Regions from separate parts of the Homo sapiens genome. Here region 2 is linked to region 1. A link is an interaction called in ENCODE POLR2A ChIA-PET data of the cell type or tissue named here. Cell type or tissue: OCI-LY7. All regions are shown on one strand. Region 1 overlaps RBMS1 (RNA binding motif single stranded interacting protein 1). Region 2 overlaps RBMS1 (RNA binding motif single stranded interacting protein 1).

The links. ChIA-PET counts read pairs that join two places held together with the same protein. Peaks named below come from ENCODE experiments on the same cell type or tissue, not always from the same donor. Only the 100,000 strongest peaks of a DNase experiment are listed, where the experiment ranks them.
Region 2: POLR2A ChIA-PET joins it to region 1 with 5 read pairs; 6 of 35 experiments call an interaction of 5 or more read pairs at or near these places.

What each region holds. Positions count from the first base shown.
Region 1 is chr2:160,386,373-160,390,372 of GRCh38, forward strand. The region is part of intron 1 of RBMS1 (RNA binding motif single stranded interacting protein 1); the gene reads right to left. Among named protein-coding and RNA genes, the nearest start is that of MIR4785, 20 kb to the right of the region's middle. In OCI-LY7, no CTCF peak of the experiment used is centred here; a DNase peak (open chromatin) is centred at 2,359.
Region 2 is chr2:160,479,096-160,483,095 of GRCh38, forward strand. The region is part of intron 1 of RBMS1 (RNA binding motif single stranded interacting protein 1); the gene reads right to left. Among named protein-coding and RNA genes, the nearest start is that of RBMS1, 13 kb to the right of the region's middle. In OCI-LY7, no CTCF peak of the experiment used is centred here; no DNase peak of the experiment used is centred here.

The DNA of each region.
Region 1 (4,000 bases):
TAAAAATACAAAACTTAGCCAGGCATGGTGGCGCGTGCCTGTAATCCCAGCTATTCAGGAGGTTGAGGCAGGAGAATCACTTGAACCCAGGAGGCGGAGGTTGCAGTGCTGAGAGCTGAGATCGTGCTATTGCACTCCAGCCTGGGAGACAGAGTGAGACTCCATCTCAAAAAAAAAAAAAAAGATGTGGCCTTTGGAAGGTGATTTAGGTCATAAAGATGGAGCCCTCATGAATAGGATTACTGCCCTTATAAAAACATACCCCAGAGAACCCTATGGCTCTCTCTGCCACATGAAAATACAGCAGTCAGCAGTCTACCACCCAGAAGAGAGCCCTCACCAGAACCCGATCATGTTGGCACCCTGATCTCAGACTTCCAGCCTCCAGAACTGTGACAAATAGATTTCTGTTGTTGATAAGCCACCTAGTCTACTTTGTTAGAGCGGCCTGAACTAAGACATCAACCATTCAGGTCTTTTTATACACCTAGTCATACTAGAATTCCCTCAGTATTTTTCACAGAAATGCAGGATTTTATGATTATTTATTCCTATTACAAACGTGGGCTTACCTTCCAGTGTGCCGCTTTCTGGAAGCTACTGTTATTTTGTGTACATCACCACTCCTCCTAGCTAGGTGTCAGCTGAAGAACTGGGAAGCATGTTTTCTACATGGTGTACAAGTTGCTGCTTTCAACCAATTTGATCACAGGACACTGTCTGTTTATCAAATTCTAAGACTGTCCCCACCCCTTGATATTCCTGGCTGCTTTCCCCTCTAGCTGTTCAATAGCCCTATATATGGTTGTCAGTATAGAAGTTAAAAATTTCAAAATGTTATTAGCTGCAGCAGCTGGGGATGCGGTGATGCTAGTAAATGGGAAAAGACTGAGGCAAGTGAGATTACATTACAGTATCTAGTCTTTTTATTTTAATGATTTTTTTTTTTTGCAGTCTTCCCTTAGGAGGGATGAATAAGAATTGGGTAAATCTCCACATTTTAGCAAGAGCTTTTAATCACTAAATGTTTTTTCCTAAAGGTAGCATTAACTGGCAGGTTTTAGGGATGGTGCCTGAACAAGCAGAGGCAGGGAGAGGAGCCACGTCGTGGTCTGGGTGCCTCTCTGATTAGACAGCTGACCAGTTTCAGGGGAGGAAGGGGTTTCTGCAATGGCACAAGCCCTGGAACATTTTCTGTCTGTGCTGCAAATGACAGTCTTTCCTACTCTGTGTACAGCAGAGAGGGTGAGGAAAAGGGTCAACAAAAAGAAAGAAAATGGAAACTCATTCTCATTGCTCACAGTATTTGGGCTCAATATATGCTCAGGAATCTCTCCTTTTTGTGACAGCCTCCCCCACAAAACACACAGATCCTCCCACCCCATAATGTGCAAATGCATACACTGCCACCCCATCAGGCAGTTACTTTAAAAATTATATGGCAGACATTAGACAGGAAAAAAAAAAAGAAAAGAAAAAGCTTTTCCTTATCCTAGATTTCAGAGAGCTTCATCTGAACCCAGAGGTTTATGCCTGGCCCTGGCATCTTAGCTGGCTCAGCATGTCCACAGGCTGACCTCTGAAACTATTTCCAGTGTCCTAGAGGAACTCAGAATGGCTCTCATGCATCAGTCCAGCTGCTCCGGTACTACAGCCAAACAGGGTTCCAACTAACATGTGCTGTTAGCTTTTCTGACGTCAATCCTAAGCAAAGTATCCCAATTTTTCTTTGGACTCAATTTTAACTCAGTTACTCATAAGACTGTCATTCTCTTATTTGGCACCCATTTACATTTCCTGCCTGCATCACCCCAGACTTAAAAGATCACTGCTTTAGAAGACAGTTCATTTCTCATCACTGAAAGGTTCAAACACACAGAGCAACCGCTCTTTGAGGAATAATTCACCCAGTGGTCCTTAGCCTTCAGTGAGATTCCAGGTAACCCAGATAGCCTAAAATGCCCCCCACATTGTTTTTGCCGGCGACAGAGGGACCCAATGGTTTACATTTTTAATGAGCACCCCAAGAGTTTCTGATGCAGGTGGTACGGTGAGGGGTAAAACCAAGACAGCAAGTCTTTGAAATTCAGAGACCCAGTGCCCCTGCTAAGCTGGAAGGGCTACTCCACGGGATTCCACAGCTAATCGGAATCTTCTGGGCACTCTAGCTCTGGGTCCGTGTCACTCCCAAAGCAGCCCCATCTTGTCCCTTGCTCCACACAGAGTCCACCTTTCAACTCTTCCAAATGACACTTGACTTGTCACTCCCCAGCAGGAAAAGGCGTCTCCTGGTTCTAAAACTGCCTGCTCTCTGCCCGCACCCTTCAGATCCTCTTTTGTGTCAGCTGAGCCAAGCAATTTCCGGTTCCCTGAACTGACACTTCTAACCAACCCTCCCTGCGATGCGAGAGGTTTTCATGGCTCCTCTAATTGACATGTAGGGAGTTCCTAGGTTAACAGGTCTACAAACTTTATTGGGATAAACAAATTGCTGGGATGAATCCCCCTGGGGGGAGGCCTTCCACAGCATACACCCACACAGTGACAGGCCAGATCTTTCTGTTCCTATTCAGGCATAGAGTAATTTCCACATGTGCTCATCTCACAAACTGTCTCCATCCTTACTTTAGTTGACGTGATTGTTTGTGGCAAAAATTTCAGAAAACAGCTGTCCTGGTCAACCCAACGACCTCATTTTAATCAGAAAGGGTGGAGCACCTCTAGGCGCATCCCTGACACAGAGCACTGTCACACACTGACAATTCTTGCTGAGATAATGACCGATAAGTATACCTAACTTCACACCCTGGATGTGTTCTGGAAAAATTTGATATGAGCAAATCCATGTTTTAAATGTGATGAGGAAACACAATTTTTAAAGAAAGCCTGAGAAAAATACCAGAAAATGCTGTGCCCTGCAAAATATGCATGAAATACATAAATGCTATTGTTACAAAGAGAGGTTCCAGTGCTCAAAGATATTAAACAATCTAGCTGGTAATGATAAACATACCTAAACAAAAGCTTAAAAAACAACTCAGCAGGATGGGCGTGGTGGCTCATGCCTGTAATGCCAGCACTTCGGGAGGCCAAGGCAGGTGGATCACCTGAGGTCAGGAGTTCAAAACCAGCCTAGCCAACATGGCAAAACCCCATCTCTACTAAAAATACAAAAATTAGCCAGGCGGGGTGGCGCACACCTGTAGTCCCAGCTACTCAGGAGGCTGAGGCAGGAGAATCGCTTGAACCCAGGAGGTGGAGGTTGCAGTGAGCCAAGTTTGCACCACTGCATTCCAGCCTAGGCAACAGAGCAAGACTCTTGTCTCAAAAAAAAAAAAAAAAAAAAAAAAAAAAAAGGCAAAAAACCCTCAGTAATTAACCAACAATCACATAATGAGGAATCCTTTTATAATGAAAATTACTAGTTTTTTTTTTTTTTCAATCAATCCATCTAAGATGTGTCCCCTGTATTCTGGTGGGGAGGGGAGGAGAGGAAAATTTTACCAAAAACCTGAAGGTTGAGAAAAACTAAAGAGAGGCCCCTCTAATAAAACATATGTACATCTTTAAATTCTTACATAAGACTCAAGAAACTTAAGTTTTAATGCTACTTCATATTCTTACAGAATTGCAGCTCTGTAATAGCTTTCAAAACAATCTTACAAATGGGCAAGAATATTACAAGAACTCACTCCCATTCCCTAGAGGTAACCTGATACCTTAATGGGTAGTGGTGCAACCCATCCCTTTCTCAAGACAACAGGCATTATTGCTTTTCCACTCCACCCACTTACACACCCCAAGTGAGATGTGGTGGATGAAACCCATCACATCAGAATTGTTCTAATGTAATAAAGAGCAGGAACTTTAGGAAAAAAAAGAGATCATCTGCCTGGAAGAGGTAGACCTTGAATTTCAACTTAAAGAAGAGAGGGACACAAACTTGAAGATAGGACGCTGTAGTTCTGTGGCCAGTTGTGATAGCCTAACAAAAGCTTGG
Region 2 (4,000 bases), 93 kb after region 1:
GGATAGAGAAACTTTACCAAGAATGAAGTAGAGTCCATCCAGCCGATCTGGGAAAATTCCAGGCATGCTGAAAAAGTGAAGAGGGTTTTGGCCCCACAGCCATAACAACAAAAATCTTTAGGAATGTGGCAAAGAAAGACTTCAGAAACACAACAAGGCCATGAATAGGCCAGGGGCCATGGAGGGTGAGCAGGGCGCAGCTCTGGGCTACCCAGCTCATCTACAACAGGTTAGACACATGAGAGCAAGGCAGAATCAGCTCTGGATGCTGCTGTTCTGCCAAACCATGAGAAGCAGCTATGCTAGCTGTAGAAAGCACAAAAGTCTGGCCGGCCCTGACTGCCAGGTGACCTCAGACAGAGTGACCATTACTGATTCCTGTTCAGACACCAGCTGGTGCCACTGGCCCCATTCGCATCCCATCCAACCTGTGATCAGTTTCCTGGAGTGATGCTGAAGCTCCTGTGTGGTCTCTCTTCTCCCTTTTTCCTCTGCAGGCCATGGATTGACCAGTCCTGTGAGGTTATGCCCAGACCCTCCCCAGCTCTGGCCCTTCTGCCACTTCCCCTCTCTCTGCCTCCCTAGAGCTCTGCTTCTGTCTCTACACTCTGGGTAGCCTTTCTCATCTGTAAAATGAGTGGCTTAGACTAGATGATCTTAAAGTTCCTTCCCATTCTAACATTCTGTGATTCTTGGATGTTATAAATTCCCAGAATCATAAAATTTAGAGTTGAAGGAACTTCAGAAGTCATCTATTCAACCTCCTACTCAACCTAGGCTAACCTAGCCAGAATTAATACGCTTTGAAGGTTCTATGTAGTTGTTTTTGGCTAGCTGAATATGGCAATAATCAAAGCTTAAAACTTTCAATATAAAGCATGAAAAAAATACATATATATATAAGATTTTTGAAACATTTAAGAAAAGATTTGAAGGAACTGAAGCCCATTGAGCAGCATGTTTTATTGCTTAGAAGTTGGTATCTAAGCAGCAATTCCCAATCTTTGCTTTCACAATATCAGGGGCATATTAAAAAATCATAAGGGATGTCAGAAAATCCTCCAAAAAAAACTAATTTTCAATTTATTATTATGTTTATAAACATATAAGGCAGGGTGATGGGGTGTCACAACAACATCAAATAAACAAAGCCATCAAATAAACAAAGAGAATAAAGAGTATAAAGGGGAAATACAGTTATATTTTGACATGCATGCAAGAAAAATTAAAAAGAACGTCATCTGTTCTTAAAGAGTAGGTTTCAGTGGCAAGCTCCTTTTCAAAATTAATTTTGATCTGTGATAACAAACATACTCTCTCTCTTCAAAAGAATTATTTTCTTCATAGAACCTATGCCAACTACCATAATACAGATCTTGAAGAAATCATTGGATGTATTTAAGAAACAAGTACTTAAAACAATAACTTTTGTGTTTTATTATTAATTACTTAAAGGGGTAAATTCATAAATAAATAAGAGATATACCATCCTTAAAGTTTGGAAGATTCATTAGTGTTAATATATCAATTCTCCCCCAATTGATGTATAGATTTAGTATGATTCCAGTAAAAATCCTAGCAGATTTATTTTTATGGAAATTGACAAGCCGATGCTAAAATTTATAAGGAAATGCAAAGAACCTAGAATAGTTAAGACCACTTTGGAGAATACGCACTTACTATATTGCTACAGTAATTAGTATTGACACAAGGATACATATGAAACAGAGCAAGAATCCACTGGGAGGCCGAGGTGACGGATCACCTGGGGCCAGGAGTTCAAGACCAGCCTGGCCAACATACCGAAACCCCATCTCTACTAAAAATACAAAAAAATTACCCAGGCATGGTAGCAAACACCCATAATCTCAGCTACTCAAGAGGCTGAGGCATGAGAATTGCCTGAACCTGGGAGGCAGAGGTTGCAGTGAGCCTAGATCACGCCACTGCACTCCAGCCTAGGCAACAGAGTGAGACTGCCTTAAAAAAAAAAAAAAAAAAAAGCAGGAGTCCAGAAGAAGAACCACACAAACATGTTCACCTAGTTTACAACAAAGGCAACAATGAAATTCAAAGAAGGAAATGTCTTTTCAATAAATTGGGCTGGATCATTAACAGCCATACTGGGGCACCGGGGGTGGGCGAGGTGGAACAAACAACAATAACAAATCTTGATGCTATCCACACCAAACACAAACATTAATTGGAAATTGATTGCAGGCCTAAATGTGAAAGATAAAACACAGCTTCTAGTAGGAAATGTAAAAAAAAAAAAGAAAAAAATTCACAATCTTAAAGTAAGCAGATTTCTTAAACAGACACGAAAAGCAATTATCATAAAAGATTGGTAAATTTTACTTCATTAAAATTAAGAACTTATATTTATTAAAACTATCAATCAGAGAGTAAAAAGGAAAACTGAAAATTAAGGGAAGATATTTTCATACATATGTGTGATGAAGGATTGTATCCAAAATATATTTTAAAACCTACAAACCAATAAAAAAGACAACCCAATTTAAAAAGTGAACAAAAAGTTGAATTGCATGGTATGTAAATTATATCCCAATAAAGTTGTTATTTTTAAAAAATGATCAAAAAATTTGCAAAAGACTTCTCAAAAGAGGATATCTAATTGGCCAATGAATATATTTTTAAAAGTGCTCAACATCACTAATCATCAGGAAAATGCAAATTAAAACCACAATGAGATATCCACTCACCAGAAGGGCTAAAACTAAAAGACTGACAATATCAAGTTTTAGTGAGGACATAGAGCAATTAGATTTCTCATGCCTTGCTGGCAGGAGAAAACTGGTAGTGTCTACCCAAGCTGAACATACACATATCCTATGACCTACAAATTCCTCTCTTAGGAGTAAGTGCATATGTTGAACACATGATATGAACAAGACAATTACAGTAATTGTATTCAAAATAGTCTTAAATTGAAATAATCCAAATGCTCATTAATAATATAATGGATACATAAATTTTGATACAATATATCCTGTAATCCAATACACATAGCATTAAAAAAAGAACCAACTGCACACATAACAACATCAATGACTCAAACCAAAATAATAAGGAGCTAAGGAGGCCAGACAGAAAAGGATACATACAATATGGTTTCATCTTTATGATGTACAAGAATGGATACAACCAACCAACAAAGATAGAAGTCACACTAGTAGTTACCTTTAGTGGGTACAAGTGAGGATGCTGTCTGGTTCTGGAAATGTTATATCATCACCTGAGTGGTTATTACATGAGTATATCAACCTACAGATTTAAAATTTGTGCACTATATAAGTTTTAAATAAACAAATAAAATTATTCCACTGCACTTTGTGATGATGCACACTATGTTTTAATTACATATCACACCTTCCAGGGCCTAATACCATGCCTGGACAGTAAGTATTTACTGAATTTAATTAAACTGACCAGGTATTTCCATTTGTATCAACTTAACTAGATGATTTTTAGAATAATATGTCTGATTTGCTAATAGAAGAACTATGGCTGTGCACTTCCTGAAGACTCCTTTAAAATTCCCAGTGCATTCACTTATATTTAAAATATCTGGCTTCTTTTTCCCCAAAAAAGGGAGCTAGGAGGATTTGCATACTGAAAAACAAACAAAAATGACCCATTTGCAGGATTTAACAAGATTCAAATCAAAGAAGCAAAGGAAGAGGAAACAAAGAAAGGTGCTGTTGTGGCGCCCTAGAAAGCAGATGCTCATTAGGGCTCAGGCACAGATTACTATCACAATGTACTTATCTCAACATGCTATCGTCAGACCACACAGTCAAATCAAATTTTGAAGGCTCAAAGGATGTGTACTGAAGAACATCCTGTACTGCTGAAACATGTATTTGAATTTTGTGACAGAGACAGAGAGAGGTAGAAAAGAACACCAGATATCACCCACTGTCATTTTAAATCCTATTTGTAGGTTAAAAAATAATCTCTCTTAAAAAAAAAAAAAAGC